Regions from separate parts of the Mus musculus genome. Here region 1 is linked to region 2. A link is a loop called in an ENCODE intact Hi-C map of the cell type or tissue named here. Cell type or tissue: left cerebral cortex. All regions are shown on one strand. Links, peaks and the distances in the headings refer to the core of each region. The heading gives the core; the rest is flanking DNA.

What was found. A loop is a pair of places that touch in the nucleus more often than their neighbours do. Peaks named below come from ENCODE experiments on the same cell type or tissue, not always from the same donor. Only the 100,000 strongest peaks of a DNase experiment are listed, where the experiment ranks them.
Region 1: a loop joins it to region 2, with 2.9 times the contacts of the local background. A loop is called at or near these places in 11 of 42 quality-filtered maps.

The regions. Positions count from the first base shown.
Region 1 is chr5:151,134,295-151,149,898 of GRCm38, forward strand. The region is part of intron 1 of Stard13 (StAR-related lipid transfer (START) domain containing 13); the gene reads right to left. Among named protein-coding and RNA genes, the nearest start is that of Stard13, 48 kb to the right of the region's middle. In left cerebral cortex, for the core only: a CTCF peak has its summit at 8,138; DNase peaks (open chromatin) are centred at 6,280, 8,140, 8,489 and 9,057; H3K27ac peaks cover 1,933 bases.
Region 2 is chr5:151,224,370-151,239,973 of GRCm38, forward strand. It overlaps Gm52834 (a long non-coding RNA gene), which reads left to right and starts at 7,252. Exons shown (of 3, transcript XR_003956031.1): 1 at 7,252-7,394; 2 at 8,498-8,599; 3 at 9,019-12,726. It also overlaps a transcript of Stard13 not described here. In left cerebral cortex, for the core only: no CTCF peak of the experiment used is centred there; DNase peaks (open chromatin) are centred at 7,222, 7,745, 8,635, 9,129 and 1 more place; H3K4me3 peaks cover 1,314 bases; H3K27ac peaks cover 1,045 bases.

The sequences.
Region 1 (15,604 bases), core at 4,661-12,660, 88 kb before region 2:
TAATATATGTGTAAAAGTCCACAAACTACACAGTGTAAGCTGGCTTAGAGTACCCAGAAAGAAAGGGGGCGACATGTTGAAAATAATCTTGTCAGCAAAATATCAACTGCTTTGGGTAGTGGTACAGTGTCTTAGGTTTCTGTTGCTGAGATAAAAGGCTATGACCAAAAGCAATCCGGGGAGGAGAGTGTCTATTTCACCTTATAGCTTGTAAGTCCATTACTGAGGGAAGCCAGGGCAAGAACCTAGAGGCAGGAACTTGATCAGAGGCCATGGGAAAATGCGGCCCACTGGCTTGTTCCCCATGACTTGCTTAGAATATTTTCCCACACAACTCAGGACCTCTTGCCTTGGTGTCATTCTGTCCACAGTGGGCTAGGCCCTCCTACATCAGTCATCGATCATGAAAACACACCACAGACAAATCTAGTGGCAGCATTTTCTCAACTATTATTTCCTTCCCTCCAAACGACTCTAGCTTGAATCAACTAAACTAACTAGTATATATGGAAAGTCAGAAAATGAAACTCTGTGGTACACGAATGACTTCATGGGGTTGAAGAGATGGCTCAACAGTTAAAAGCACAGGCTGCTCTTCCAGAAGACCTTAGTTCAGTTCCTAGTACCCACACCGTGGTTCAAAACCATCTATAACTTCAGTTTCGGGGGGGGGGGGGTGTCCAACGCCCTCTTCTGGCCTCCTCAGACACTGCATGCATATAATATAGAAACATACATACATATATACATACAGGCAGCCAAACATTCACATACATGAAATTAATATAAAAAGTTTTTCCATTTCAAAAGACCCTAAAGTATATATAATGATTAAAAACAAACAAACAAACAAACACACAGAATCTGTCCATCAAGTCAGCTTTTCTCGTACACATCTAGTGCTTCGTGGAGCTGGCTTTTCGTTTCTTTTAGGTGCCTCGTAGTGGGGAGTGCACTTGGAGCTCTGGCATTCAGCCATGCAAAACAGGGAAAGTCCACGGCGAGGCAGAAAGTGTAAATTCCCTGCCTGGGCAAGCCAGTCTCATGTGTTTAAGGCAAAGACAGGATCAACCCCTCCTGGAACCTGCACCCTTCCCTTCATGTACAATCACCCCGGTTCTAACTCTGTCTACTCCTCTCCTCCCTTACTCTCTAGTGACCCAGGACTTGTAAGAATTGAATTTTATATCCCTTCAAGATTTTAATAGGGATATCCTTTATCTTGGGCAGAGAAAGACAAATTCTGCTATCACCTCAAGCACAGGGCCTGCTTTAGCTAACATGCCAATGAAGGTTCAGTTAAGAAAGAACAAAGCCTCTGGTCACATGGTTCAGGGTGCTCCCTGGGCAAGCTGGGCCCTTTCCATTGCTGGGAACACTGACTGACTTATTGCTTCACCACTAGAGAGCCTTTGACTTTTGACTTCTGGTTGAGGGTTAGGCTCAAGCACTGGGTTGTGTAAAGAAGTTTCTAGATTTTTTTTAAAAATCTACTTTTAAATTTAGAGAAGCCTGCAGATTCCGTAGAAGATTCTGAAAATCAAGCAAGCATCTCTCACAAACAAACAAACAAGCAAACAAAAAAAAAAAAAGCACATTCCTCATGTGGCAGTTTATATGTAGCTGCTTTCTAACAATAGCGCTCTCCGATTTGATTGAAACCAACTTGAAAATCAAAGCTGAAGGCATGTACATACAGCAGATCTAGGAATCCCAGGCTCCTGAAACTTGTGTTTCTTATTTAGCTGTGAAGCGTGGGTGGCCATGAGCGTTCCTGGCAGCTATAAGGCATTTGCTAATGTATTTGACTTTAGTGTTGTTAATCACACTTATCAACACAGGCAAGCTGTGCTGGCCACAAAAGATTAGCTTCTCTCCTGTAATGCCCTAGTAGTTCAAAGGCAGAACATCAGCGCTGAGTGACAGAAGCATCTGCGTGCTCCCACGACCCTCCAGTGACTTCAGAACATACCACAAGCTTTAGCTTTTTTCTTTTCCATAACTTTGCACACACTCTTTCCTTCTGCTATAATGGCTAAGGCCGCAGAGCTTGAAAGCTTAAAAAATGAGTTGTGTTTCTGAACACCTCAGAGAGTTTGAGTTCCAAGGTGGTCCCCACTGTCAGGAGCCAGAGATCCGCTCAGAGAAGTAGGAGCCTCCAGCAGGGTAGAGCCTTGTTTGCAGGGGAACAAGATCACTGTAAAGCCTTTTTTTTATGAAGCATTGGGTTTTTTGACTGTAGACTTTTCCCTTGAGACACACAGGCTATTGCTTCTTGCAAATCAGTACTGTTTATAATGACTTAAAAACACTTTGCCCAGCTCAGAGGAGAGCAGGCAGGGAATACAGTCACAGAGCGAGTGTTCTGGAGAAAGAGAAAAGACACTCAGCACGGCACCTGCAGATCTGGCCACCTGAGTCTTGCTTTCATGGAAGGACTCCTGGGTTCATGGCATGACCTGCTTGTCCCAGCCTGGCTTACCTTCACTAGACATGGTTTAGATCAGAATTCTCAAAGATCAGTATAGTAGAGGTTTTGTCTGTGCTGGTAGGATGCTTGGGAGATGATGGGACTCTTGAGAGGTGCAGCCTAGTTGGAGGATGTTACACAATTGTGGACACATCCTTGAGGGAGACTCCTTTTTCTCTTTTGGGCCTCCCATGTGTCATGAGGAGAGCAGTTTGCCCCAAAACCAATGTATCTGCACTTTGTAAGCCAGCAATGAAAGACATTGTTATACACGCTGGAATTAGAGCTGGAGAAATGGCTCAGCAGTTAAGAGCTACTCTTGCAAAGAACCTGAGTTCAGTTCCCAGTGCCCACATGGTAACTCAACCATCTGTAACTCTGATTCCATGGGATCTGACTCCCTCTTCTGGTCCCCCTGAGCACCACATGCACATTATGCACAGACATACACATGAATAAAATAAAAAATGAAATCTTTACAAGAACACGGAGGAGAGGGTTTCCTGTATTTTGCTGCAACTAATAAAAACTTTAAGTATTTCAAGACGGAAACCAGAGACCAGACCCTTCTGAGTCTCAGACCGTCAGCTCCACATGAGCACCTTGTTTATGTTCAGGGAGCACTAACAGATGCAGAACATTTCCAGGGCATCTTCTGCTGCCCTTTTCTGGTCCCACTTCTGTTCATTTCTATGGTGTTCCTGTTTTCCTTCGTCTTCATAGATCTGTATTACAGATAAAGAAGGGAGAAGGCAGCCATCTGTGCTGTCTCCATACATATAAATAGCAAGGCCCTAAAAATTCTCAGCCCATTGAAATTCTTAGCAACCAGCAAAATGTTCTGCACTCTTCTTTGGTAATGGATAATATCACAGGGAAAACGCCTTTGGTACTCTAAAAAACAAAACAAAACAAAAAACAAACAAACAAACAAACAAACAAACAAAGAAACCCCCCCCCACACAGCCCCTGTTCTATCTGCTATAATTTGTTCCTTGTTCCCAGGCCCAGTCTTCCTAAGACAGGATTAATTTCATGTTGGTCACTGGCCTGTGAAACACTGATAAATTAAATGATTGGTAAATATAATAACTTTCATAGGAAACAGGGGAAAGGAAACCATTTTCTTCTTGGGATTACTAGAGAATCTCATTTCTGAAAACAGGCTGTAGATTAATTAAGTTCAGATCTGATAGCTTATAAAAAAAAAAAAAAAAAAAAAAAAAAAACCCTTGGTGGAAGTCATCCAGCTCGTCCTTGATTACACAGCACTTACTGGCAGCATTGAGAGTCTGGAGCGAGATATTAAGTTATCTGAGGACAGAAGTTCAGAAAGTGCCTGGCAACATTGAGCTCTGACCCTGCCTTCTCGGCTGTGATGTTTCACATTGCTATCATACAGCAAAGGTGAAGACAGCCCAGACATTTCAGGAGCTCGTCTGTGGTACATGTCTTTCAAGCTTCCATCTAGAAAAGTTAACAGTGTAGTTCTCGGTCTCCTCACTTATGCTTACATCTGGCCTTCACAAGTATGGGCAATGTTCCTTGTGTATTCCCTACAAAGGGGGGTAGCGGTAATGCTTTCGTCATATAAGTTGGAGTGAACGAGTTCACACATCTAAGCACTTAGAGAGTGCCTGGGGATATCAGATAGTGATTAGATGTGCACCAGTAATTTTCTTAAAGTTAAACATTTTATAGATTTAAAGTTTGCTCAGTGATGTCTATAGAGACAGTTGAGCCAAAGTGTGCCCCCCCCATAGGCTTGGTTGACCCCACCATATTTCTCTGGGGAAATATGATTGTGTGATCCAAAGTCTATTTGAGTTCCTGGTAGGGAGAAACATTAATGGTTATATACGATAACATATATAGTCCTAAAGCGGAGGATGTTGGTTGACCAGTTGTCTGAATGTAACCTAGACACCATGGATGGAAACAAAGATGAATAATATTGTTTGCTCATGGGGTGGAGATAATGCTTTAGGTTTTCTAGGTTTTGCAGATGCCATCATATTTTTTCCCTCTGACTTAGATCTTGGAAACAGTTCTATCTTTTTATATTTTCTATTATGACAGGCCAAGTTATGGTTCAGTAACAAATTAGTCCCAAATCTTAGCAGCTAACACAATGAGAGCATACTTCTCCGTATGTTCACCAAAGACTGGCGGTAGAACATGGCCCATCTTAGTCCTTCATAGTGTCATCAAACTTGGGAGGGAGGAGGAGCATTGGGGTTTGCAAGCTGTGCCCCAAGACAGGTTCAGCCACCTGTTCTCAGTAAGCCAATTAAAAAAAGAAAGGAGGAGGAGGAGGAGGAGGAGAAAGAGAGAGAGACAGAGAGACAGAGAAAGACTTATTCAATGTAGCCATATTGGAAAGCATGACAAAGAAATTCAGAGAATTCCCCAAATCCATTCTAAAGTGAAATTACAGTTTAAATGGAGGCCAAGGATAAACACATCTAATCAAGGTGTGGTCCCATCCCCCATTGACCCATCCTTGTCTGGGCTCTAGTCTCATCTGTTTCAGGAAAGTAAGTTCCCTCTGGCAGGGGCCTTTTTCTTCTTCCATCAGGAGATTCCTGGGGAAATTCCCATTTGTTTTGGATTCCATTTTTTCAATAGACAGATAGAATGAGAGATGCAAGTATCTCTTTAGACTGTCTTCATTCCTTCCAGGCTGACTACAGTTGTGGAAACAGACTTCATCGTAGTAGCCTCGGTAACAATGAGAATGGAACACAGCAGTTATACACAAGCTCTTAGATCTCTGGATGAGAACTCACTCACTTCTATTTTTAACAGTCAGAGTCGCAGGGCCATCCCAAAACCAATCTTGCCACAGTCCAAGGAAAGTTGTAGTAGAGCCAGCTTGACTATAACTGCTCCTTCAGGAAATAATAGTACCACAGACTGTAATACAGTGTATATAAAATATAAAGAACCATCCTGTCTGTCCATTTCTTTTAAACCTGTCTTTCTGAGTTAAGTGTAAAGATGTAGTTTATTGGACTTTTGATTTTTTTGGGTAGACAGCTACTCAAGTTATTTGTTCTCCAAATTTCATTTGTTCAATACTTGGCCCCCAGAGTAGCAGTGTTGGGTGGTGAAAGGAGTGGGGGCTGAAGGGGTAGATTAATCCACCAATGAGCCAGTGGGTTAACTGGCTGTGAGACCCTTGCCAGAATTACACCATGCTGACTGCCCAGATCAGTCTTCCAGCCATCAGAGCTATGAGAAAAGACATTAAAGGGCTGGTGAGATGTCTGTGTGGTTAAGAGCACTGGCTGCTCTTACAGAGGACCTGGGTTCAGTTCCCAGCATCCATATGGTAGCTCACAACCATCTTTAATTCTAGTTCTAAGAGATCTGACACCTTCTTCTGGGCTCCCCAGATACTAGGCACACGCACGCGCGCGCCCGCCCACACACACACACACACACACACACACACACACACACACACACACGGTACACAGGCTTCCATGCAGGTAAACATACAGACACATACAATTGAAATAAATAAAAGAGAGGATGGCTTCTGATGCATATGGGATGCCAGCATTCCATTATTCAAACAACTTTATCAACAGCAGAGTTGCTTGACATCTTATTCTTGCCTGATGCTAAGGAAGAACACTTCATTTTAAGTTTCAGATAAGCTTTCAATCAATCACAACCACCATCAAACAGTTAACGTGAGCCTTTAATCTCATTTTAAGTTTGAAGTAGCCATGGAGGAAGGAGGCAAGCAGAGGAAGTGAGGATGCTGTAGGTGGACTTCCACCCTGAACATGAGATGTGTGGGCTACAGAGAAGGTACAGAGTTTAAGAGCACTGGCTGCTTTCCCTGAAGACTTGGGCATTTTCTTTCAAACGATGCTCTTCCAGAGGACCTGAGTTCAGTTTCCAGTGCCCACCGGACAACTGCTTTTAACTTCAGTTCCAAGAGACCCCATGCCCTCTTCTGGCCTCCAAGGATACCTGAGCGCATGCACAGACACACAGACACACAGACGTGAAAAAGATGAGATGCAACACCTTACCCTGACCGTTTACCAAGGATAAGCACCCCATGGGATAGCAGTCAACTTCAAAGAAACCTTCACTAAATGCCCGGGTACAGAGGACATTGCAAACATCATCACTTGTCAGAATATAGCCTAATGGGCCACATGAAGTCCAAGACCCATCCTCAGAAAGAAACAGGCTCTTTATAAACTAACTTTATCATACAGTGAATAGGCAGCAGTGGTGCAGAATCCACTACTCTGTGTGTGTGTTAGAATTGCCAGAGAGAGAGAGAGAGAGAGAGAGAGAGAGAGAGAGAGAAGGAAAAAAGAAAAAAAAAAGAAAGAAAAAAGAACATTTGATTTGGATGGGTAAGGATATGAAGGATTTTGCTGGGTGGGTTAAGTGGTGCAAGGGTGGAGTTACTCAAGCAAAGGAAACATAAAAGCGAGGCACAGAAGCATGAAGAGGCAAGGGAGCCCTCATGGAAAATCACTGTATGTGGGGTGGGGGGTGGGGGTGGGGAGTGGGATTCAGGCGTCGGGGAAGGGTGGGGTTCTCTCTGCATAATGATTCTTCACATATTTCTTGACAAGGACTTGTGATTTTTTTTTTTTTTTTTTTTTTTTTTTTGCTTAGTTCAGGTGAAGCATTCAGACTACGAATCTATTAAAATAGCAGGTATTTCAAAGACCTCACCAACCTTGGGCAAAATGAATTCACAATGCAGTTGACTTGAAATGATAAGGTGATGTTACAATTAAATTGCTTTGATGAAATAAGACTCTTTATTGTTCTGTATGGCTGCTCTAGCGAAAGTATTTGGTAAAGTTATAACTGCATGAGGAGAAGGTGAAGGCTCAGAGGGAAGAGGCATTTGTTTCCAGGACTGGAAACTGTTAGGTTTCAAACCCTAGACAAATGGCAGAGGGGCCTACTTAACATATCAAAGGAGAGGCTTCCAGGTTCTCCCAGATAAGGGGCCATCCTGGCTGGCTGGTGTGCTCCATCCCCTGCCCTGAATTCTCCAGCCCATTGGGCTGGGCTGCCCTTCCTCCAGCTTCCCTTCGCTATATAATCTAACCATTTTGGTTACCTAGTCTCTTTTTGTACCTTTGGGCCTCCTGGCTGCTGGTTCCCCTCTCTCTCCTCTCTCTCTTCCCTTCCCCCCTCTCCTCGAATGGCTCAGGGTTATGTCTACTTTGGACCCTCCCAGATGTTCCCACCTTCTTCCATGTCAACAATGAACCATCTCCTCCACCATGCCTCACTGGAATCAGGCACATTCCTTTCCCTTTTTATTCTTTCAGAACCCACATGAGATGAACAGGGAGGAGGAGAGTTCGGACTCCTGCAAGCTACCCTCTGCCCTTCACATGCTACACTCTGTGGCACGAAGGCCCCAAAACCCATAGGCACACAAATAAAAGCCAAAATAAATATAGAGCCGGCAGAAGTTGACCACTAGGTAGTGATCTGCCAAAGGCAAACACGAATTTGATTCCGGTCACTCTTCTTCCCTTTGCCTTTAACACAAATGCAATGACTTATCCTTAATTGAAATACCAACAAAGAATGTTATTTCTGCGATTGCCTAATTCCACACCAAGGTCCAATGCATTTGAATGTGAGATTTCAACAGTTCTGCTGCATGTCCACTAGAGGCCTGTGAAGAGCTTCCCCCCCAACCCCGAGTCTCATAACCAAACCGGCCTAAACAGAAACAAATGAGAAATCTTGAGTCAATACTGATAAGAGTCAGATCAAATTTACATGTCTCCTCATGGTCAAGGTCATACACAGGAATAAAACAAACAAGATTCAGTACTCTTTCCAAACTGCATAGTACTTAGTTATAAACATTACAAAACAAGGGAAGAAAAAAAAAAGGCAGTGTTAAAAGCTAAGTTTCGAAAGGTTCAGCCACAATTCCAGAAGGCTGGCAGGCTCTGGCAAACTTTGCCTAAGCAGACGCTGGAATAGAAATTGCTTGCCTAATGAGCTTCCCGGTCCTCCAGTGCATTTTGAATTCAAAAGACATACAAGAGACAGGGCCCTGGGCCTGCGGGAAAGTAAACAGAATAGCAATCTAAGACAGATGGTCTGGAAAGGGACTTCTTAAATAGCGACAACAGGGCAGTAAACAGAGGTCAGTGAGCTACAGCCCAGGAGTGCCAAGAAGACATGGACTGAATGGTCCCTGAGGTGAAGGACAATCAATTGCAGGAGGGGACTGAGTGACCTAGACGAGGTGCTTACCATGTCTGCCAGGCGAGCACAGCTTGCTGGGCTGTGCATATGGGGGAAATTACTAGAAGAAATGAGGTGTCCTGTGACAGTCTGCAGGCAGCCTTGCTACCAGCTCCCCAAATAGGGCCTTCTCAGTGCCTCCTCGGACAAACAAGACAAAAACATCCTAAGCACCCCGTGCACAGGAGTCTCTTTGCAGAAGTGGCCTGCTTTCCACTAGGCTCAGTTAATTAGCAGGAGAGTCGGACAGAGTGGAAAGAAAGAGCCTTTTGTTTGGAGAACCTGTGAAAATATCCCCTCAGAAGCCTGTAACTTTCCCTACAGATTACCCTGGCCCTGAGGACAAGCCCCGGTGCCAGAAGGCACTGCTGTCCCCTCCACACAGCCCACATTCAAAAGGCAGTTAGTTCTCTTTGTTGTCCCCAGGGAGTCAAGCCTTAATGGGTTTACAATGTGGCAGGCTCTTTTGGAGAGTGTCTGCTGCCAGAATCAGGGCAGAGAGAACCCCAGTGAGTGCCTCAGATGTTGAGGTGACCCTGCCTGCACTCTAAGGGAAGCAGCACTCACCCCAGGCCTTGAGAACCCCTGCAAGAGCACCCTGAGAGGTCATGGGATCTGAAAGTGAATCTGCCATTATTGCGAGCAGATGGCCGAAGACCTGGAGACTTCACTCTTCAGACAGGACTGTGAGCATCAGTGTCCCCAGATCAATCCCAGGTGAGAAGAGTCACTGCTGTTGTGACATCACCCTGTGTTTCCAGTTAATCTTGCTGTCAAAGAGTGACCCCTCTTTCTCAAACCTCTCAATGTAGGCAGAGAATAGCCTGGGCACGTTCTTCTCACCTTGACTGAAAGGAGACCTGGATGTGGCCCATCTAGGGAAGCTGCTTGAAAGACTCTATGGCAATCCCCACCAGCCTAAGCTCTGCCTCCAGAATCACTCTTTTCACCTTCTCTTATTTCAGAAAAATCTTCATTTTTAAACCAAGACACTCAGATAGTCCGTGCTTTTGGGAGTAGAGATTTCATAATCTTTTTAAAGCTATAGTCACGTTCTCCCACCCCTACTTTACAACATCCTTCTGGTCAAGGGTTGCTCCTTGATGCACAGTATTCCCTCTTGCTGAAATCTCAGCCTATTTCCTGTTACTCTCATGTTGATTCATCTGTATTCTCTCCTGTCAAGAATGGTTTATTTGTCCATTAGGATACCCAAGGTCAGCCTCTGCTCATCTGCTCCCAGACCGTACCCTTATGTACAGTTGTTGATGTGCCAGCTGCATACCGTGGCGCTTTGTCTCTGCTTATATTACAGCTGTGTGATGCTAGAATCTGGCAAAGAGTTCCAGAACCACAAAAGGAAAAGACAGGCAAACTCTCAGTGCTGCGGGCACTTAAGGAAGAGGAAAAAACACGAAAACAAACAAAAACAAAGAACCAAACCCCAAACCCCATGTATTTCCTACTGGGGAGACTGCAACACTGACTTAGAAAGATACGAGGAGGTTAAGCCATACCGAGGATGAGCTGCAGGGTTAAAGGAAAGACTTTCTTCCCAAGAAACCCCTTGAGTGGTCATCCTATCCCCAGAACCATCAAAGACAGGAACAATAATGGGAAGCCATTGGTAGCACACTACTCAAGAACAGGGGAGACAAGGCCCAGTGGTGCCACAGTACCAGTGGCTGAGAGGACATCACAGCCTAAGGAGTTCTACAGTCTCATAGGACACCCCCTGGCTGGCTTCACTGCCAGTGCCAATGTTTGGATATTGGAAGGCTGGCTGTTGTAAAGACCGGAGGAAGGAGGACAGACATGGGGAGAGTGCCTGCTGGCTTTAAATAACTCACCATAAGCAACTTCCACCATTCTCCCCTCATCCCATCCATCCATTCTGTCAGGCACTGTACTCTGTGTTGGACCACAGAAAGGAAAGTGATTCATTCCTTAGAACAGCCCTGACTGCATGACCACCTGGGACTCATGGCTTTTTCTGACTCCTAGCTCTGTGGAGTTTTTCTGTTTTGTTTTTGTTTTTTGTTTGTTTCTTGAGATTTCTGAATTTTTAGAAAAGATTTATTTATTTGTTTTATGTATACGAGTACACTGTAGCTGTACAGATGGTTGTGAGCCATTATGTGGTTGCTGAGAATTGAACTCAGGATCTCTGCTCATTCCAGTGCCTCTCGCTCCACCCCACTCCCTCAGGCCCAAAGATTTATTGTTATGTGTTAAGAATACTGTAGCTGTCTTCAGACACACCAGAAGAGGGCATCAGATCTTATTACAGATGGTTGTGAGCCATCACGTGGTTGTTGGGATTTGAACTGAGGGCCTTTGAAAGAGCATTAAGTAGTCTTAACTGAGGAGCCATCTCACCAGCCCCCGGAATTTCTGAATTTTATCTGAAACAATCCCCCAGCTCCGGGTTATCTCAGCATATCTCACTCCCCACCAGATGTCTTCCAAGAAAGGCCCTCACGGAGGATGAACATTTAACAGAAAAAAAAAAAAAAAGATTAACAACGATCATACTAAGTCATTATAATAAGATTATACGGCATCTGTGCTTGCTTCTGAATTTTCCCTTTGTTATTTTTGGACTGCAGTTAGCCAATTGAACCTAAGCAATTGAAACCAAGGAAAGGAGGCCTCTGCTCCATCACACAGATCACAGGCTAGTGTATTCAATCAACTATACATACTCCATGGCAGGCTGGATAGAAGCACTTGGTTAATAAAATTGATTGATTGATTGATTGATTGATTGCTCCTGCCACCATACACTAGAAACAACAATGTAGGTGGAACATTACTCAGTGCACAGGGTCGGGGCATTGCAAATAATCTGAGCTCATTCTCGGGTTTATATGTTTATATGCACCCGTGGCTTCCAAGTACAGGTACTCAGAGACAAAAAAGGGGCGAGCCTGGTTCATCTGAAGTGCTGTTTCAAGCAGCAGTTTCTGAACACCTGCTCCCTGCCATGAACACCACATGGTCACACTGCTCCTGTCATGTGCTGACTTTCCGGTCCCCATTGTCCTTCATGTGTTCTGAATTTATTCTTCTGAGAGAATGCTCTTGAGGACCCAGAAACTGGGGACCCTGGGAACTCAGCTATCCTTCAATGTCTACCAGCCTTCCTCCTGGTAGCCCAGCCTCATCAAAACTCCCCACACTGTCTTCTCTCTCCATGGGGATTTTCCAAAAGCTTTAGTAACTCACCAGCCTTCTCACATCCATGACTGGCTGGCCATGGATTTAACATTGGCAAAATAATTACTTGATATCTACCGACCTTATGTGAGTTTTGTTAAAATTAGCTATGAAGTTAGAATTTTTCAATTAGAAAAAAAAAATGAGAGCCAGGTTTCATAAAAACCATTTTCCTTAAAGATAGGTAAAATATTCTCTTTGCATAAACCAAGTTACCTAATAGGACATACCAGCTTCCTAGGTATAATGTGAGAGCAATAATTTGTCAGCCCATGGCTAGGCTCCATCAGGTCTGAAGAAGAGCATGTTTCATACCCACACTGACATGGGAGCCTTCTGTATGATAGCTTTTCACGGTGGTCATGTTCTCTGACCCTTCCTATCCACTTCCTCTACTACAGAAATGAACACACCATTTATTTCAAGACTGGTAAACTTGTATTTCTTGTTTGCTTGCTTTGGTTGAGACAGGGTCTTTCTGTGTAACTCCAGCTGCCCTGGAACTCATAGAAATCCATCTGCCTCTGCCTCCGGAGTGCTGGGATCAAAGGTGCGTGCTACCACACCTGGCTAACCTGTAAGAATTGATTTACATTTTTTTTTTTTTTTACTTTTACTTTTCTACAGTCTAAACATTTTAGCAATTGCTGCAAGAATCACAGGGAGGAAGAAAGCTGAGCAAACGTCTTCCTTAGGTCTCAAAGAGAATCTCAAAGCAGATCGATTTAAACAGAAATGGGGAAACTTGAAGGCTGAAGAGATGGCTCAGTGGTTAAGAACACTGGCTACTCTTCCAGAGGACCTGAGATCAATTCCCAGCACCCACATGGCAGCACACTACAGTTTTAGGGGACCCAACACCCTCACACAGACATACACGTAAGTAAAATACCAATATACGTGAAATTCAATACTTTTTTTTTAAATTTAAAATGATGACATTTAAACCCTCCATTCCCTAAATGGGCACCAGGGCACTTGGGGCACGGTGGAAAACCCACAGGGTGCCATGGGATATTTTAAACTTTGAGAGTTTTACAGTCACACCAGGATGCTGTCAGATACTGACAAACTGAATCCAAAGTAGTTTGCACTTCTGACTGGAGACCCTCTCCCTTGACAGTCCTTTTCCAGAGGCCATGCCTGGAGAAGGCAGATGCAACATGAAAATCAACATGCAATGGAGAATGAGACCGGCAGCAGCCAATCAGCAACAGAGCAGCCAATCAGCTTCCAGTTTCTGATGGGACCCCCCCCCCCAGCATCCTACCTGCGTTTAAACTCTAATGTAGGCAGATGTTTATTAGTAATTAATAAATCCTTCCCCATATCTATGTGCTATAACCTTGAGATTCATCCAGTCATGGATGGGAAACACTCAGGAAAACGATTTTGCCTGTTTGGAATATATGTACAGGCATTCTTCTTGTGCTTATTTTAGCATGATAGCTACTTACACAGCATTTATTCTACATTAAGTATTAAAGCCATCTAGAGACTAAAGTCTGTGAGCCAATGTGCATAGGGTTCTAGACAAATGTTACCCTATTTAATACCAGGAACCCGAGGTTTGAAAATCTGCAAGGAGGTTCTATGGCTAACTACATTGTTTTCTTCTGATTTAAGGGTGCTTTAAAGAAATCACTATGGTTTTAGGACATAAATACATAGTAAGTGACTTAACCCTATCTACTTCACAGATAATTGTTTTGGCCTGAGACTGGGGTCCCAAATGACGGCGGTACCCTGAAAAAGAAGTAACGGAAGCATCTCGGGCGCCAGGGACCAAGGCAGCTGCAAACTTCTTTGGTGAGGTCCAGACATCCGTGCTTAGCCTCATCCCAGACTCAGTGAATTGGAAGCTCCAGGGGTGACGTGTAGAGATCTGTGTTTTGACCAGGCTTAAGTGTGACTCTAACACGCACTCAAAATTCAGAAATTAGAAATATACAAGTGCACTTAGATTTACAGATGTCCATCTGGAAAACTGACACAAAGCTGGTCTCTCAGTTTGAGTGAATAGTGCAGAAATGACTCAAGTGGGTCAACTGACAACATCTTTGGACTCAGAGACATGAAATCCTCTATGCCATTCAAGTCAGAAGGCCAGATTTATGGCTGGCCGGGAAGGGGGGTCCAAACCTCCTAGAGGACCCTGATTTGCTCTCTCCTCTGACTTGTCAAGGAGCAGAACTAGCTGCATACCCCTTCTGAGCCTTCCGTGAAAACATCACAAAGGACTGAAGAATGTGGGATGTCTGAGTGCAGGAGAACCTGGCCTCAGCAGCACTTCTCAGCACATCTCAGCACTTGATCCCACTTGATCCTTTGTGTATTTGCGGAAGTTTTTATACTTTTGAGCACTAAAGCAGATGCATACAGCAATAATCTTCTCTGGGAGTGTCTCCGCCCTATTTCCTTAGCAATATGATGGCTGAAGCACTGAGCACCAGGAAGAAGGCACATCTTTGTGGACTCGGAAGAAGGGGGAGGTCTTTATTGGATGGTTCACAACCACTTGTAACTCCAGCCCTAGGGGTCTGCTTATGAAGTTACTACAGAAGCTATTTAAGACTGCAGATTTTCAGCCATAGGTGGTAGTGCATGTCTTTAATCCCAGCACTCAGAGCACAAAGGCAGGCAGATCTCTGAGTTCAAACCAGAACCTACAGAGTGAGTTTCTGGACAGTTAAGACTACACAGAGAAACCCTGTCTTGAAATCCAATCCAAACCAAACCAAACCAAACCAAACCAAACCAAACCAAACCAAACCAAACCAAACCAAACAAACAAATTACACAGTCAACTACTCTGTTACTGAAATAGATGTAAGTTATTTCTTGGCCTTTCGGAGTAAACAAAATGTTTAAAACAATGGAATGAAGGGTCAGAGAGATGGTTAAGAGCACTGGTCACTGTTCTAGAGGCCCTGAGTTTGATTTCCAGCTCTCCCATGTTGGTTCAGTACCGTCTGTAACTTCAAGTCCAGAGGATTCTTCTTCTGGCCTCTGTGGGATACTGTAAGTTACTGTGCATCTGTAGGACCCTCAACACCCTTTACTGCTGGGATAGGAGGAAAAGCTGGAGTCAATTGATTTATATGCTCACTTGTTGGTAAACTGGGTTCACTGTTGTAAAACATGATGCTGCACTTTACAAAGATGATCAGATAGGAAGAAAAAAATCGGTAGTGGGAAGACAGGCAGAACATAATCTTTGTCTGCATTTGAATCCTTATAAGAGTGCATGAAAAAGAGAGGGGAGGAAAAAGATCCTGCAAATGCCAAAGGCTGCAGATGGGTTTCTGGAGTCTCCAAGCTCTGGGAAGAGAGCAACTTTTAGCTGTAATTGAATCATGTGGGGCCATACTCCGTGGGTCCCCTAAGGTGATTATGCTGGGAATGGAGGCTTTCAGAATGTCATTTATCAAGAAAAACATGGCTGGATACCAGTAATGAACTAATGCCCTCGGGCACCTCATCCTTTACGGCAGCCTAATTGAAACGTACAAATTGTGGAAAGCTCCCTGCTTGTGAGGGGGGAGTGGGACTGCGGTGTAGGTGACTGATGCCCAAACGGTAGCTATTAAGATAAAGTTTCTTCTTCAACAGATAATATATCACCAATCTAATTTACGAGCAGCCACGGCA
Region 2 (15,604 bases), core at 2,447-10,446:
TACTTACCACAATAGATATCAGTAGTGCACTCACGGGATGAGAACACAACACTCATCCCTAATGCTGGTACTAAGCTGGGGCAGCTGGCATGCCCCTAGGAACAGTGTGAGGCCCAGAGACAGATAGAACCATGAAAGTCATCATTAGATCCAAGCATGAATCCAGGAGACATTTCAACAGTGGCCCTATGGTTTAAATTGTAAATAACAACAGCACGGCTATGACCATCTAATTTACTACAGACTTATTGGAACATCAGGCTTGTTAGAGATGTTCTATGAAGTAGCCATTTCATGCTTCCCTTGTGCTCAGAACTAGATCCACAAAAGCCACTGTCATTAGCGTCTCTTCATGGGGCGTGCCCACCTGAGGGCCAGCGTCCTACTGTCGGGAAGGCCAGCTTCCTGGTAATGTCTACAGTAAGCTGGTTAGATCTTCTTCTGGCTTACTTACTTACTTATTCAGAGTCACTTAAATATGTTCTTAGATGATACAGGCTGAGAAAAAAACATAATGTTCTTATTTTTAAAAATGTGTTTATTTTTATTTTCTATGGGTATGAGTGTTTTGCCTGCTTGTGTGTACATTATGTGTACATACAGATATCTGGAAATGCCAGAAGAGGGCATCAGATACCCTGGGACCGGAGTTTTAGACAGTTGTGAGCCACCACACAGGTGCTGGGAACGTAGGTCTTCCCCCTCTACAAGAGCAGCCAGTGCTCTAACCACTGAGCAATCTCTTCAGCCCACGCTCTTATTTTCTTCATTGGCCAGAAATAATTATGTTTTGTTTAGATTAGCAAACAAGCAGTTCTAAGTATAGCTGCTGTTAGTAAAGGAAGACTTTACCTATGCAACAGGTGAGATTTGACTCTATCAATACTCTTTCCAGGGGCAGATGGGCACTAAGACAAGATCATATGTTGGCGAAGAGATCCAGAAAAATCCCTGAAGATGAACGAGAGGTTTTTATTACTGCAGCTAATTTCCTTTTCTTGGTAAAAACCACAGGTGAATGCCACACAGGAAATAGCTTTAATGACTTAAATAGAAGTAATTTAATGAATTAATCTGTATGGGCATTGTAAAAAACAATAAGTAAATATTTAATCAAGGACCAGCTTAATTAAGAAGGTTCAACACATACATCAGGGAGTCTAGCATGACAAGGGTTGTGCTTTGTCCCAATTGCCTGACATACTTTAAGCCGCATACTTTAAAAACAGAAATTAAAATATTTGCTTCAATGTATGTAATCAATGAACTATAGTCATTATAACCCGGTGACAATCAAAGACGATGTTAGTGCCTCATTTCATTATGACAGTGTTATACTCAGCAAACACTAAAATGGAACCTTTTGAAGGTGAATTTACAAAGCAGAGCCCGATACTGTAAGAGCCTGGTTTCCTCTGCGCGTGTAATCATTTATCATGTAAGACCTTGTGCAAAATTAAAATGGCACTTGAATTATTTTTATGAGTTTCAAAATGTTAATGCCAGAACACTGGACTAAGCAGTGGGGACTGTGCTGCTGGGTGGGGAAAAGAGGGCGGGATTACAGACTTCTGCACTGGAAACTAAGGCTGATGGGGCTTAGCCTCAGATGGCCCCTGAGGCTAAGCAGCCCGGTATAACTGCAGTGCAGAGCCTGTGGGTACAGGCATGTGGGGAGCAGAGAATAATTTTCAGGAGTGGGCTCTCTCCTTCCACTGTGCGGCTTCTGGAGTTGGAACACGGGTCCTCAGACTTGGCAGCAGGTGCCCTGGCCTATGAGCCCTGCCACCGGCCTATTGTATAGATTTTATAGGTGCTTCCAGGCCCGGGGCTCTAGCATCTTCTCTCCACGTTTCTTCTCTGATTCTGGCAGATGTCGTTCCAGTTCTAGGAGGTACCCACTGTGAGACTCTGCTGCGCTGTGCTAAGAGTCTGAAACTGCCCCCGGGTGGGGGGGGGAGTGGGGGGGACCGGGAGTGCTGAGTGGTCCTCTGCCCCTTTCTCTTCTCTCATCCCTTAGACCATCCCCCAGACTCCACAAAGCAGAGGGATTGAAAACAACTGATGATGTAATTAGCCCTTCAGCCCAGTTACACAGCTTCACTGAAAAGCTAAAAGGGATATCGGAGATTATCTAGTTCAACATCTCTCTCATTTTAACCCCATTTTCATCCAATTCCAGGTAAGCCAAGGGCATGTGAATAACTGTTGGCTGTATTATCCCAAAACTGATGGTAAGTATTACAAACAAATCAAAATTGATCATGTCTCCAAAAGACAAAATCTTTTGCATAATCAATGAACATATTAAAATGCCAATGGATCCGACTCCGACGCTGCTATCCACATATTCAGCATTTGACTGAAGCTCTGTCAGAATAAGGAAAGTCCAAGGTCCTATCACTTGGAAGCTCCTAACGAGACCCACATACACAGGAACCAGCAGATTACTTCAGAATTGAAAGGACTAGTGGCTTATGGTTAGTGCTAAAGGAATCTTTTTAACACCGAGATCTTATGTCTCTGGCACTTTATACCTCAGATACACCTTTGCTTAAACTAACATGTAGTGTTATTGGAGGGCAGAAGTGGGACTACTTTTTTTTTTTTTTTGGTAGGTAACTCAGTTCTCATGACAACACAGAAGTGCGTACTATGCTTAGCCACTCTTTTGAAGCTAAGGAAACTTAAGAACACTGAGGTGAATTTTGACCCCAAATCTACAGCTTATTAGCAAGCAGAATTAAGATTCAAACTCAGACACACGACAGCTTCCAAGATGAGGTATTTTCTATGCTTTGTTTTGTTTATTTGTGCTTTGGGGTGGGGGAAAGGTTGCAAAGGCAGAGGTTGGGAGGGCTAAGGGCAGATAAGAGGGGACAGGGAGATGAGTGGGATTGGGGTGTATGATGTAAACTCAATAAAAACTTTTAAAAAAAGATTCAAACACGAGTCATCTTAGTGCCAACAGTTGCAAGAAGAAAATGGTGCTGTGCCAGCATCTACCCAGACTCTTCATCTTAGGACCGTTGTTAGCGACTGTGCTTGTTTCTTATGGATTCTTCTAGATCAGTGGTTCTCACTCTCTCTATTGCTGTGACCCTTTAAGTCTTCATGTATGGAACCCCAACTCTAAAATCGTTTTTGTTGCTGCTTCATAACTAGTTTTGCTACTGAATCTTAATGAAAATATCTGTGTTTTCTGGCAGTTTTAGGCCATTCAATCCTCCAAGTGCATGTTGGATGGCTTTCTGGAGGAATTTCAGACTACTAGCTGTTGCTTCTGCCATCCTTTTCCACCACCATTCCTCTTGCCATTCATACCTACTGTGTGCCTTAGCTGCCATTCATGCCTACTGTGTGCCTTAGCAGCACCGTTGATGGTGACAACTTATTTGGTCTTACCCTTTTTGTAAAGTCCATGTTAGATGTAAGTCCAAGCTTTCCCTGGCTGCAAGCCCAACCTAAGCCTATGGCCACTTGATCCTGGCCATGTGTCTGACATCATTTCCTGTCATGAACTCGCTTTTGCAATTTTTTTTAAAAAAATGTTATTATTCAGCCACTGCTGACTTCTTTGTTTGTTTGTGCTAGCTCTATAATAGGGTAAACTCACCTCCCTTAAACAGAACGTTGCTTCTGTGCTTACAACAGAGTTGGACTATCTTTTTTGCCTCAATGCAATTTCAGTCATTTTTTTTTCAGATTTTGAAATATATTTACATAGACACAATAAAGAAATCTTAGGGGTGGAAATCAAATCTTAACATAAAATTCACTCGTGTTGTATATATGTTATACATGTCATCTGAATAAAATTTAATTCATTATGTTTAATAACTTCATGCTGGATGAAAGTCTACAGACTTTTCACAGCTGAAAGAGCTCCAGAATCTTTGAAACTGTGGGATGCTGAGGGAGCTGTGAACAAGCCACAAGAAGAGGGTGGCTTGTTCTACCTGTGGCCTCCTGTTGATATGTTTTGTTTGTTTGCTTGCTTTAAATTCGGAGTTTGGAGCATTTCAGATTTTGAGGTTTTGGGCTAGGTCTGCTCGTTTTGAATAAGTACTATATTGAGCTCCACATTTCATGAGTTAATTATTATTCATGAGTTATATCAAGGGAACTTGATATAAATCAGTGGTCCTCAGCGCCAGCTGTACACCATCCCACATCTGAAATAGAGGGTCAAGGAGGGGCTTGGTACTGATGCTCTGGAAGGCAGTGGTGATCCTGAGAGCAGTGAAGGTGAAGAGCTCCAATCTAGGTGATAAGCCCTGTTTAGATGATTGTCACTGTTACTATTAAGCACATTTCCGTGTTTTCCAGGCAGTGGCATCAAAGACAAAACCCTGTAAGAGCAGCAATGACTATTGTTGGCCTCAGAAGCGGCCTACAGCCTCCGAATCCAATGATGACGTCATCCTAGGCAACAAGGAACCACGTGTCTGTTGCCATGGCAACCGCTATACCTTCCCAGCGTTCACTTCTCCTGCCCCTGCTGACCCACCTGTGCGCTGCTGTGCACATCGTAGCCCAAATAAAAGGCTGAGCCCCGATCCTCCCTCCCCCTTTCCTTCCTTCCTTCCTTCCTTCCTTCCTTCCTTCCTTCCTTCCTTCCTTCCTTCCTTCCTCTCTCTCTCTTCTCTTCTCTTCTCTTCTCTTCTCTTCTCTTCTCTTCTCTTCTCTTCTCTTCTCTTCTCTTCTCTTCTCTTCTCTTCTCTTCTCCTCTCCTCTCCTCTTCTCTTTCTTCTTCTTCTTCTTCTTCTTCTTCTTCTTCTTCTTCTTCTTCTTCTTCTTCTTCTTCTTCTTCTTCTTCTTCTTCTTCTTCTTCTTCTTCTTCTTCTTTCCTCCTCCTCTCCTCCTTCTTCTGTCTTCGTCTTCCCCTTCCTCTTGTTCCCCTCCCCTTTCCCCTCCCTCCTCTTCTTCCTCCTCCTCCTCCTATTCTTCTTCTTCTTCACCCCCCTTCATCCTTTACTCTTCCCCACTTCTCTCCCAATAAACTTCTCCCTGGAGCTGTGCTGGCCTGGTGTGATCTGTCCAGATATGAGCACCATTCCAACACAACAACAACTATTCCTTACCAAAGTGATGGAACGCAAAGATAGCAGAACATGAAAAGGATCTGCTGGAGCCACCCGGTCCTTGTGACGTCACTGCATACAGATTTTAATAAGGAACATTGAATGGACCACTCTTTATTCTCCATCCCGCTTTGCACTGAAGTCCCAATCTGTTTACATCGCATGATAGAACACTGCTCTTGACTTTGAGAATCGAGGAACCTGTCTTAACAAGAACCCATGGAAACTTGGTGGAAAACTTGTTTCTAACATAGCTGAAACTTTTCAGTGTTTTAACTTAGTATATTTTTTGGTAGCAGTTTTAATTTCCTGTGTCTCAGAGAAATGATTTAACACAAGACTATTTTTTTAAAAGAGAGATCAAAGACTTAGTATCAATAAACGTACAAGCTACTTAAACATTGTTATGCCAGTATAAGGGAGTCAAACACACCAGGGACTTCCAGTCTGAAGGGGAAGGAAACTGTATATTGTTTCCCAATCATTAACATTTGAAAAGAAGCTGCAAGTAAGTGCTAAGGAGTGCCAGAAGGTGATGGGTGTGCTGGGCCTAAAGAGCTTAATGATTTGGGCACAGAAAGCTCACATCCGCTGATTGCAGAACCGAGGCCACCAAAGGCCCTGTCACTTACCTACGTGGGAAACATGGTAGTTCATTTAGAGTTTACGACCTCCCTTGTTCTGGTGATGGGTGGGGTGAACACCTACAGGCCCCAACAAGCAAGATGCATGACTACTGATTTGTTTCAAACCTTTATAAGCTAATATACTAACCACTACAGCAGAATGGTTTGAGGACAAGCTTGGCTAGGTGCACAGGGTTATCCTTGCTAGTCCAGGAGAGAAACAGCAGATTTTCACGCTCTTTTTGTTAAGGTTTTAGGTCCAGCTGTAGTAACAGAATGTCTCTGTCAGTCTCCATGTTTTCTAATCCTAAGGTATGGGCATAGGTTTCCTCTAACATTTAATGGCCTGAATTTGAATCCTGCTTTGGATAAACCAGATTCATCTTTTGGGAAATAAACAGTTATTACCACTGACATAATGATTCCGGAGGTGACAGATGAGAAAGACTCTTGCTGGCTCCATGGGAATTGGAACCCTGGTGGAGAGGAAGTGTGCATTGGTAAATGTGCCTGTCTACTGAAAGCCCCTTCAGCTGTTCCAGTCCGCAGAACTGGCAGGCCCCAGATGGACACCTGCTGCCTCTTCTTGGACAAGAACTTGCTAGTGGCATCGCTCTGGGCCATTTATTACTTGCTTTTCTTATAGTCACTGCGACCTATGTTCAGAAATGTGTTTTTCACATTATGTATGATCACATGGTACAGAATACCATAGGCTTTGCTATGCTTATACTGGGATAGTTCTCAAACTCAGAACAAATGGCTGAGGTTCCTATTAACATACCAAAGCTGATGCTGGCACCAGCTTCTCCCAGCATCCTTGAGTCCCTACCTGACCTATAAAACCCAGACATTTTGGGTGTGTGGTTCTTTCTTCTCTTGGTCTCTTGGTATCTTAGCTTCTGGCTCTCCCCTGTCCCTTCTCTCTCCACATGGCCCTGATCAGTTGGCAGGTCATGTTCGCTCTGGACTCTTTGAGATGCCTCTGCCTGTGTTCTTCCTTAATATTTATAATAAAAACTGCAACCTTGTGGAAGCAATCATGTCCTCCTTTAATTACTTGTTCTCATTCAGCTGCACTTCCTCTTGCCTCTCTGTTGAACTGACTAGACAACCTTTCATGAAAAATGTGGAGTTAGAACATGGGCTTCCAATACCTTCAGGGCACTCTAGCTAGGCTCTCAGCACTGGTCCTCTAGGTTAAAGGAGAAAAGTCTAGCAAGCTAAAGAGAAGCCGGCACAAAACTTTTATTTTATATAAAAGAAAATAAAGGAAACAAAATCCCAAACAAACAAGACTGGGGTACCTCCCTCCCTGAGCACATGCTCTTGGGGACACGGTCCTCTGGAGAGCTATTCTGATACTGTGAACTGTGAACTGAGTCTTATAAAGATGACTTTCACCAACGGAGAGCACTTTCCCCTGGAATTGATGCCAACATTAATAACTTAAGTATTTCAGTGTCTCGTGGCCAAAGTTCCATATTTTAGCTACTTTAGCAAGAAAACCCAAGAAAATCAATTTGCATCTAAAAGCTCCTTCATGGGGTTGGCTTGGTTTTGTGGCAAGCAGCCCGGCAGCTTAGAGAAACAGAAGTTGAAGTCCACTCTACAGAGAATTGTTTGGTCCTAGTTGAATAACCTTCTGGCATTTGCTGTTAGCAGAATGGTAAGAAGATTATGGGTAAGCAGATATTAATATTCTGATTAAACATTTTAAAACCTCATACCACCATTTAAAAAAAATAGTTGTGCCGCTCTGAGCGAACTCTTACACTTAACATTCTGAAGCTACGTTTAGCCTTAATATCTAACTTCATATGCTTGGTCTTAAAAAATCTCTACCTATACCTGCCTCCACTGCTCAAACCGCAATGTCTAAGATGCCCGTGAAGTATTTACAAACCTCTTTCACTTCCAAGCTCTCTTTTTGGAGAAGTTGTAGTCCTCTTTGGTCTCAACTATGAAAACCTAGCACAGTCTTGGCAACCCTCCTGGAGAGCCTTCTGGTTTCCGAGGAACCACTGACTTAAACGCCACAGGATTAAACAACAGACACTGTCAACAGGTCCTTTGCAATAAGATTTCTTAAGTTATGAAGCAGCAAGCTCACTTGTGCACAGAAGCTTCCTTCCATCCTACAGATTATAACGGGAAAACAAGACACACGCTTGCAGGGGCCTGATGGGATGGGTTGTGTTCTTAACCATTACCCACTGGCGTCTACCATGTGCCTACAAGTCTTTAAGGAACAACAGTCAAAATTACTGGGTTGACCTCAATTTATTTCTGAGTCCAGTGGAGGCAGGTATAGGTAGAGTTTGTTTTTCTTGGGTGTTTACTAAATGGAGCCATTGTGCTGGAGAGGAAATATGGGTAAACATTTAATGCTTACTACACTAAGTTGAGTGTCAGAATCATTTGCAATGCCTACTTCTGAGTTAGTTTGATAAGGGTGTTCTGTTCAAAGGAACCTGGGCTGCCGAATCTCACTCAGAATGCTTCAAGCCACGGATGTGTGTGTGTGTGTGTGTGTGTGTGTGTGTGTGTGTGTGTGTGTGTGTGAGAGAGAGAGAGAGAGAGAGAGAGAGAGAGAGAGAGAGAGAGAGAGAGAGAGAATGTGGTGGCCTGACTCTGAAGGTAGAACACCACCTGGTGTAGAGAGCGGCGGGGGACGGGGAGGGGGGGGGGGAGGGGCAGACTTGTTCTGCGGGTTAAATAGGCGAAAGGAGGAGCTCAAAGGTCAAGCCTCTTTCACCTGTGTCATCCTTTCCTTCCTTCTGCCAGGCTTTATACCTTCCCTTCTATAATTCTCTTCCACTCCAACGGAAGACAAACTCAGAAGACAAGACACGATCATCTCAGAAACCCTTCCAGTCACACCTCTCGGTAATTCTTGAAGCATCTTCTGGCAGCTCCCACCAGGCAAAGGAGGCCTCTGCCTCTGAGCCTGCCGGTGGACTCAGAGGATTTTGTCTTACTGAACAGGTGTAATGCAGTGACTTCAGGGGTGGGGAGCCCAGACCACTCACTGTGCTTGTGGCCGCATCAGGAGATAGAGGATGGTCCCCGCAGAGCTGGCACACACCTGTGGCCACAGCTCATAAGCTGGGTGTGGGTTAAAGAAGCAAGCGTTCTTAAGAACCCTTAGGAATAATCAGTTTCTCTTCCTCTGACCCTGGGGCAATGAATTCCTAAGTCTTTCTCAGGCATTTCCTATATGGACACTTCGGATCCTGAGGGCATCGGGGTGGTGTGTGGTCGTTTGCTTTCAAAAACTGTTCACCTGTTTCCCTCCAAACTTCTAGTCTCTACCACTACGGTAAGCTCTTGCCCAGTCGCGCCACCCTTGCCAGCCCTCAGCCACGTGGAAATGCCAATCTGGGGCACAGTCACAGCTACCTTTGCGCCCGCCCGAGTGGAGGACTCTGGTCCGCGCACAGGCCAGCTGTCAGGCACTGTGCCCGATCTGACTGGTCAGAACCTGCACCCAGGGCCCCGGGACACCGACCTGCCAGCCGCCGCTCGCGGACGTTCCTCCACAGCAGATCCCAGGCTCTGGCGCTGGAGTCCCGCAGCTGCTCGCTTAGCGATCTCCGGAGAGGCGCGTACACCGCTCTTCGTGGGCTGCTCATCTCAGACGAGTCCTCATGGCGCGGGGCAGCCTGGTCACCGCCACTCAAACCGCCTCCGACGTTTGGACGCTCGGCCACGCGGGACCCGGTGCGCCCGCCAGGCGCCCTGAGAGGCGGCCTCTGGGTTCCGCCAGCCCCTCTCCCCTCTCCTGCTGCGTCCTCCCTCTTTCCTTCCCTCCCTCCCCGGCTCCTCCCTGCACCCTAGCCCAGGCTGACAGCCGGCTCCAGGTCTTTCCCTCTCATCCCAAAGTTAGGGACTGTGCCATAGCCTTCCGTTTCCTGGTTTTCCGCATCGCTTACCAACCCTACTCTGACACAAGAGCTTTGATACAGCAGCAGTTAGTGCCCAAGACTCTCAGAGTTCAGAATTTAAATCATTTGCACTCGAGCCAAGCTGACCTTCCGGGGGGTGGGGGTTGGGGGCGTTCTACACAGTGTCTTTGAGTTATGCAGTCCCTTCCTGGTTCCAACAACATGATATAATTTTCAGAGTACAATCTACATTGACTATGGTGTGGACTGGGGAGCCCATATATCTGTATGCTGACAAAGAAGTGGGAATTCCAAGGAGGAAAAATGGAAACTAGAAGAGCCTTCCATACACTAACCAAAAGTAGAGAGTATACTCAGAATCAGACATTAATACTGAAGCGAGAGCGAAGGAACTGTGTAGTTTTAAACAACTACACCAGGGTCTTTAAGAAAATGATCACTTCTTTGCTTCTCCACGGGGTGAGGAATGACCAAGTTTCCTGGGCTTCAAACTTTTTATTTAGGAAGGCAAAGACAAGCCAGGCTGGCTCACACCTGTAATCCTGCTGAGGCAGGAGAATTTCCTGGAGTATGTGAGGCCAGCCTGGGCTATAAAATGAAATGCTGTCTTAAAACAAGATAATCATAGATAGATAGATAGATAGATAGATAGATAGATAGATAGATAGATAGATAGATAGATAGATAGATAATAAACAAACAAATACAAGATAGAGAAAAAATAAAATACTTTTAAAACTCAAAGGCAAGGACCAGACTACCTCCTCAGCCCCATCCTCTGGGACTTGTCTTGCAGTTTATAAGGCGTTTTTTGTAAAGTGTTTTTAAGGGTTTCAGAGAAATTATAACACAATTTGATGTAATTCAATGACATAGTCAGTGCTGTCACATAAAATTTGGTATAATTTCAAAAGAGAATTTTTGATTCTACTTGTTTTGAGAGAGGTCTTATTCCTCATACTGGCCTCTCAAAATCCAAGCAGTCTTGCCTAAAACTCCCAGTAGCAGGGTTACAGTATGCTCTACCACACCTGGCCAGAAAACTCTTGCAATGGTTAGTCTCTCCCTTTTCTTCTTAAATGTCTCTCCACTTGTCTGACAAATTGTTTATTTCCTCTCTAGATGTCCCATGTGAAGTTTAAAAAACTCAGGGAAACTATTCCATCCTTTGGTTTTATAAATCACTATTGACTTAGAGTTGAAATTAAAGCTACCCACATAGCCTCTGCTGACCTCTGCTGACGTCATCCTCCATCAGTCTATACTGTCCTAGAGATGCAGGAGAGGGACCATTCATTGCAAAGATGCTCTTTATCACCACACTGTGTTGTCATAGACATGTAAAGTGTGTACAGATGAAGCACATCTCAGTTAGAGATGAGCTAGAAAGCATCGCTGAGCATTTTTGCATGGTCTTGGTAAACCTTTGAAGTTATCTGTTATGATGCAGTAAGGCATGGCTTAGAAGAGGACTTGAACTTATGGCAGCCAGTTACAGACTAATCCAGATGGCCTTCTAGACCCCAGCCAAACACTTTTCTGATGATATCCTGTGCTTTGTATGTTTATAGGAGTGGCTAACTGTGCATCTTACAGGTACATCTATAAGGTGTAACAACAAAGTGAGTAATGATTACAGTCCTAGAGAAGCTGTGTGTTTGGCTTTCAAAAGATCCCAGTTGAGCTGAAGGCAGTAGACTACCTCTCTCCCTTCCTCCCTCCTTATCCCTCCCCATCTCCTACCCCCGGACACAAGCACACACATACACACACACACTAGAACACTGCTACAAACAGCCAAGACAGCCAAGCAACTTCAGTGATCAATGAGCTTCAGGAAGCCTGGACCCCAACCACCTTCTTCTTCTTCTTCTTCTTTTTTTTTTTTTTTCATCCAAATAAGCATTTTTGTGCTAAGATACTCTGCCTTGGGAGTTCTTAAACTCTGAACTTGAACATAGGTTCTGGCCCTGCAGATTTGGTTAGTTCTGGCTGTTGGATGATTGTGAACTGGGCTCTGTCACAGAGAAGCCAGGTGATCTGCTCAGAACAGGTGCTACCCAAGCATCTTGGGGCACACAGCATGCACAGTCCTGCAGGGGCCAGCTGATATTAGAAGTCCCAGAGCTCAGAGCCACACATTGTTACCCTGGTCCATGCTCAACCTCCACCAGATCTGTTTCCAAGCCCTCTGCTCTCATGTGGACCTCCATCTGTAGCAAGCTGGTGAAAATAAAACATCCCCTGCTTCAGATAACAAATCCCCACCTTGCCTGCCATCATTCTGACTTTCTGCTCCCTCATCACATCAGAAGACAGGGTGCTGTTCCTGCCGGGGATCCATTCCCTGGCCTGTGCTTGCTCTGTGCTCTGGCCTGTCTTGTGTCTTGGGAAATCCGTGGGTGTTGTTATTTCTTGTAAGTCTGCCTCTCTGTAGGTTTGACCCCCAACTGCCATCCTTCTTTAACTGACGCCAAAATCCAAGAAAAGCACCCACAGAAAAGCTCAGTTCCTTACTCCCTTTATCTTGGAACATAGGCCTCTCTAATCAGTACTACCCTCTTGCCCCTCACTAAATCGCTAAGTACCCTGTTCATGTCACCTCTAATTATCATCTTGGTCAGTCCATTGTTGTCCTTTCTGGAGCATGTGGGGCTACTGGATGCTGACCAGCCCATTCCTCCTGGCACGATCTCATCACGCTCCAACAGGCTCGTGTAGACCCTATCCTCTTACATAAGGCTCCACATGGCTAGTCTCAAGGTTCAAGTTGGTGCAGAAAGGGAATATATGGATTCAAGATGTGGCCAGAGGCTGAGACCCCGTTGACTCATGTTTCTGCCCCTGGACATTAACTCTCTCGAGGATGGGGCTATGGATGAAATGACATAAGCCACTTGTCACATGGAAAGCATTCACTCAGTGCTGCCAACCATACTATATTATTACATCACTGTCCTGGCCAAAATCTTTCCTGAGTCCCTCTAACTCAACTATCCCGATGCTCAATAGAAGTAATTCCATTAGCTTCTCTCATGGCAGCAGGTTAATTTTTTTTCTCTTCTCTTCTCTTCTCTTCTCTTCTCTTCTCTTCTCTTCTCTTCTCTTCTCTTCTCTTCTCTTCTCTTCTCTTCTCCTCTTCTTTTCTCTTCTCCTCTTCTCTTTTACCATTCAGGTTATACCAAGGGATAGGGCTGCTTGGGGGGAGACAGACCAGCCAGGGAGGGGCAATAATGAGCGAGCAGCACCTCTCTTTCTCTCCAATGTCGAGGAGGAAACTCTGAAAGTCTGCAGGTTGCTTTTTTCCTCATCCCCTCTCCATCCCTTGTTCACTGCTCTGAGCCATGCAGGAGGAAACTGCAGATGTGCAGAACGGCAGCCCAGAGGCACCTGAGTGAGCACAGACTCATGAGCCAAGGCAGTGGGTGGCTGATGCCCCCTGGCCATTTTGTTTGTTATCAGGCTCCTGGAAGGATGTGGCAGTGAGGCTGCCATGTTTTCTCATTCACTGGAGCAACTTCCTACTCAGAACAGCCTTTGATAGTCATATTTAGTTAACACGTATAAAGCACATGGCTGGCTGTGCTTTGGGAGTGTTGTGTGGTCTATTTTCCTAACAGATATATCTAATTGTGCCCTCTGGAGATGATCATTTATCTGTATCCTTGTGCTAACCAACTAAAGCTGCCAGTGTCTGAGAGAGAGAATTGTAGCAAGCACGCTGAGCCCTCTGAAAGTCTTTCCCGGCTAGTCTTTCCCTGACTCTCCTTCCGTTTAGTAAACTGGTTTAGTTTAGGTTTGTCTTTTTCTCCTTAAAACTTCAGCATAATGAGAGTCACATTTGGTGGTGATTGTTCTCTCTCCACCTCATGTTTTTAGGAGTAACCCTAATGGGATGTCTTTATAGTGTTGCTTTCCGTGTTGCTTTTCTGTTTCTGAGACAATGTCTCATGTCATCCAGAGTGACCTCAAACTTACTATGTATCCAAAGCTCACTTTGAACTTCTGAGTCTCCTGCCTCTGCCACCCATGTACCTAGATTACACATATGCAGTAGCACACCTGGCTGATGCAGTGCTGGGGGGTTGAACCCAGGACCTTGTGCATAAGGGGCAAACACTCTACCAATTGAGCTATACCTCTAGCCCCCTTTCTATATTTTTCTTGTGTGCTTTTGGGAATGAGCATTACCAAATGAGAGAGACCGAGTCCCTGTCTCATGGGTTACTGAAGATTCCAGTCTTTGCAATCATCTTGACAACCCCGTGACATTCTTCACTCTGTCTTCCTCATATAGGTTGAGTAAATTTAACTTAGCACACAGCTTGCTTTATTATGTTGATATAAGGAAACTGACCCCTTGATATTTATCTAGTCTGCTATGACAGCCCCAGTACATAGCAGTTTCAGATTTCAGTACTTTGGGAGATACTCAGATAGGGCAATGAACATCAGTGGTGTTAGGCTGTGAAAGCCAGCCTACCCTTGGAGTACAGGATTGGAGGGAACTTTCACAGACTGACCTGCTTTGCGATCATAACAAATTACTTCTCTTTTCATTTACCCAACCTCAGCACCTGTAAAATGATGGTGATTGTGACTTTCTTTCAAATGCCTACTTTTAATGATGTTTCTTAGTGCTTTAACCTTGCTTGTAACCCACCACCCACCAGAAGTAGAGGAAAAGTAAGGAGTTGGGTGTGTGTGTGTGGGGGGGGGGGCTGTTTCTATTTAGAAATAGTTCTTTGGAGTAACTCCCCTCTGTATTGTCAGGAAATCAGCAGTTGAGTTCACAGGTCAGCAGCAGCAGTTTGATCCACTCATAAACAAACACTTCGTGGATGCACCAGCAGTCCAGTCTGGTAGGGTCGGGATAGCAAACAGGAATCAGCGGTGGTGGCACTGCCTAGCAGAGAGAGCCAGGCCTCAGCCTCGGCATGAGTCAGCAGGAGGGGCCTGGGAGAAGCGCCAGGAGAAGCGAAGATCAGCAAAGATGTGAGACTCACAAGTATTGCACAGCGAGCACTATAGGCACCCCTAGCTCACCCTCCATCTCTGTCCATCAAGTCCTATTATTTATACCCTCGAAACATCACATGTCCTCCACGGGTCTTGCTTCACCACATGTGTCTGTCTCAGCTGACATCACTCTGCCAGTCAGCCTGAGTCTGTAGAAGTGGCAAGAAACTGCAGCACACTCCCAGAAGTTTTTTGGTTCATTTCTCTCTATAGAGTCCCAACAAATGCTGCTAAACTGCACAACGTAAGGCAGACCAATACATGTGTGTTGTTAGTGAAGAATCCTTCATCACCTGTCCTTTCATGTGTATGCTTTAGCAGAACATCCTTTCTCCTGTGTCTGCTTCAGCAAAATGTTCCTTCACGGTTTTTTTTGTTTGTTTTTTTGTTTTTTTGTTTTTGCCCCAGCAAAACACCATCCAAAGAACCCTTAAGTTTTCACTTCAGATGATAATGTTGTTCCCTTCATGAAGTTTTTGACAAGGATGAAATGCAGTAACATATGCAAATTCCGATAGTGACTCTTAAATAATTAACATTTACTGACTGTTAGCTTCTATCACTATAATCATCATCACCACCACCACCACCACCATCATCATTTTATGTAAGCCATCATTTATGTATACCACAAAATGTATTTCAATTTATGATGTCTTAAAAAATATATGATTCTCAACTTTTTAGGAGACCTTGGTTCAGCTGGGTCTGAATAACATTCTGCTAACTAAGGTTCAAACTTCAACCCCAAGTGACAGGTAGGGAAGTTAAGACCACATAACCTCCCTAATCTAGGTTCCCTATGCATCACACGTAGAGAAGAACATTCTCTTCTCCTCACAATGACAAAAGATAAATTATAAGGGAAAGTGTTTTATAGATTTCAAGTGCCACCCAGGGGAAAGGTGCTGTAGACCAGCTGTCAGGGTGGCATTCTGCATTGGAAGCATCTGAATGCTTACAAATA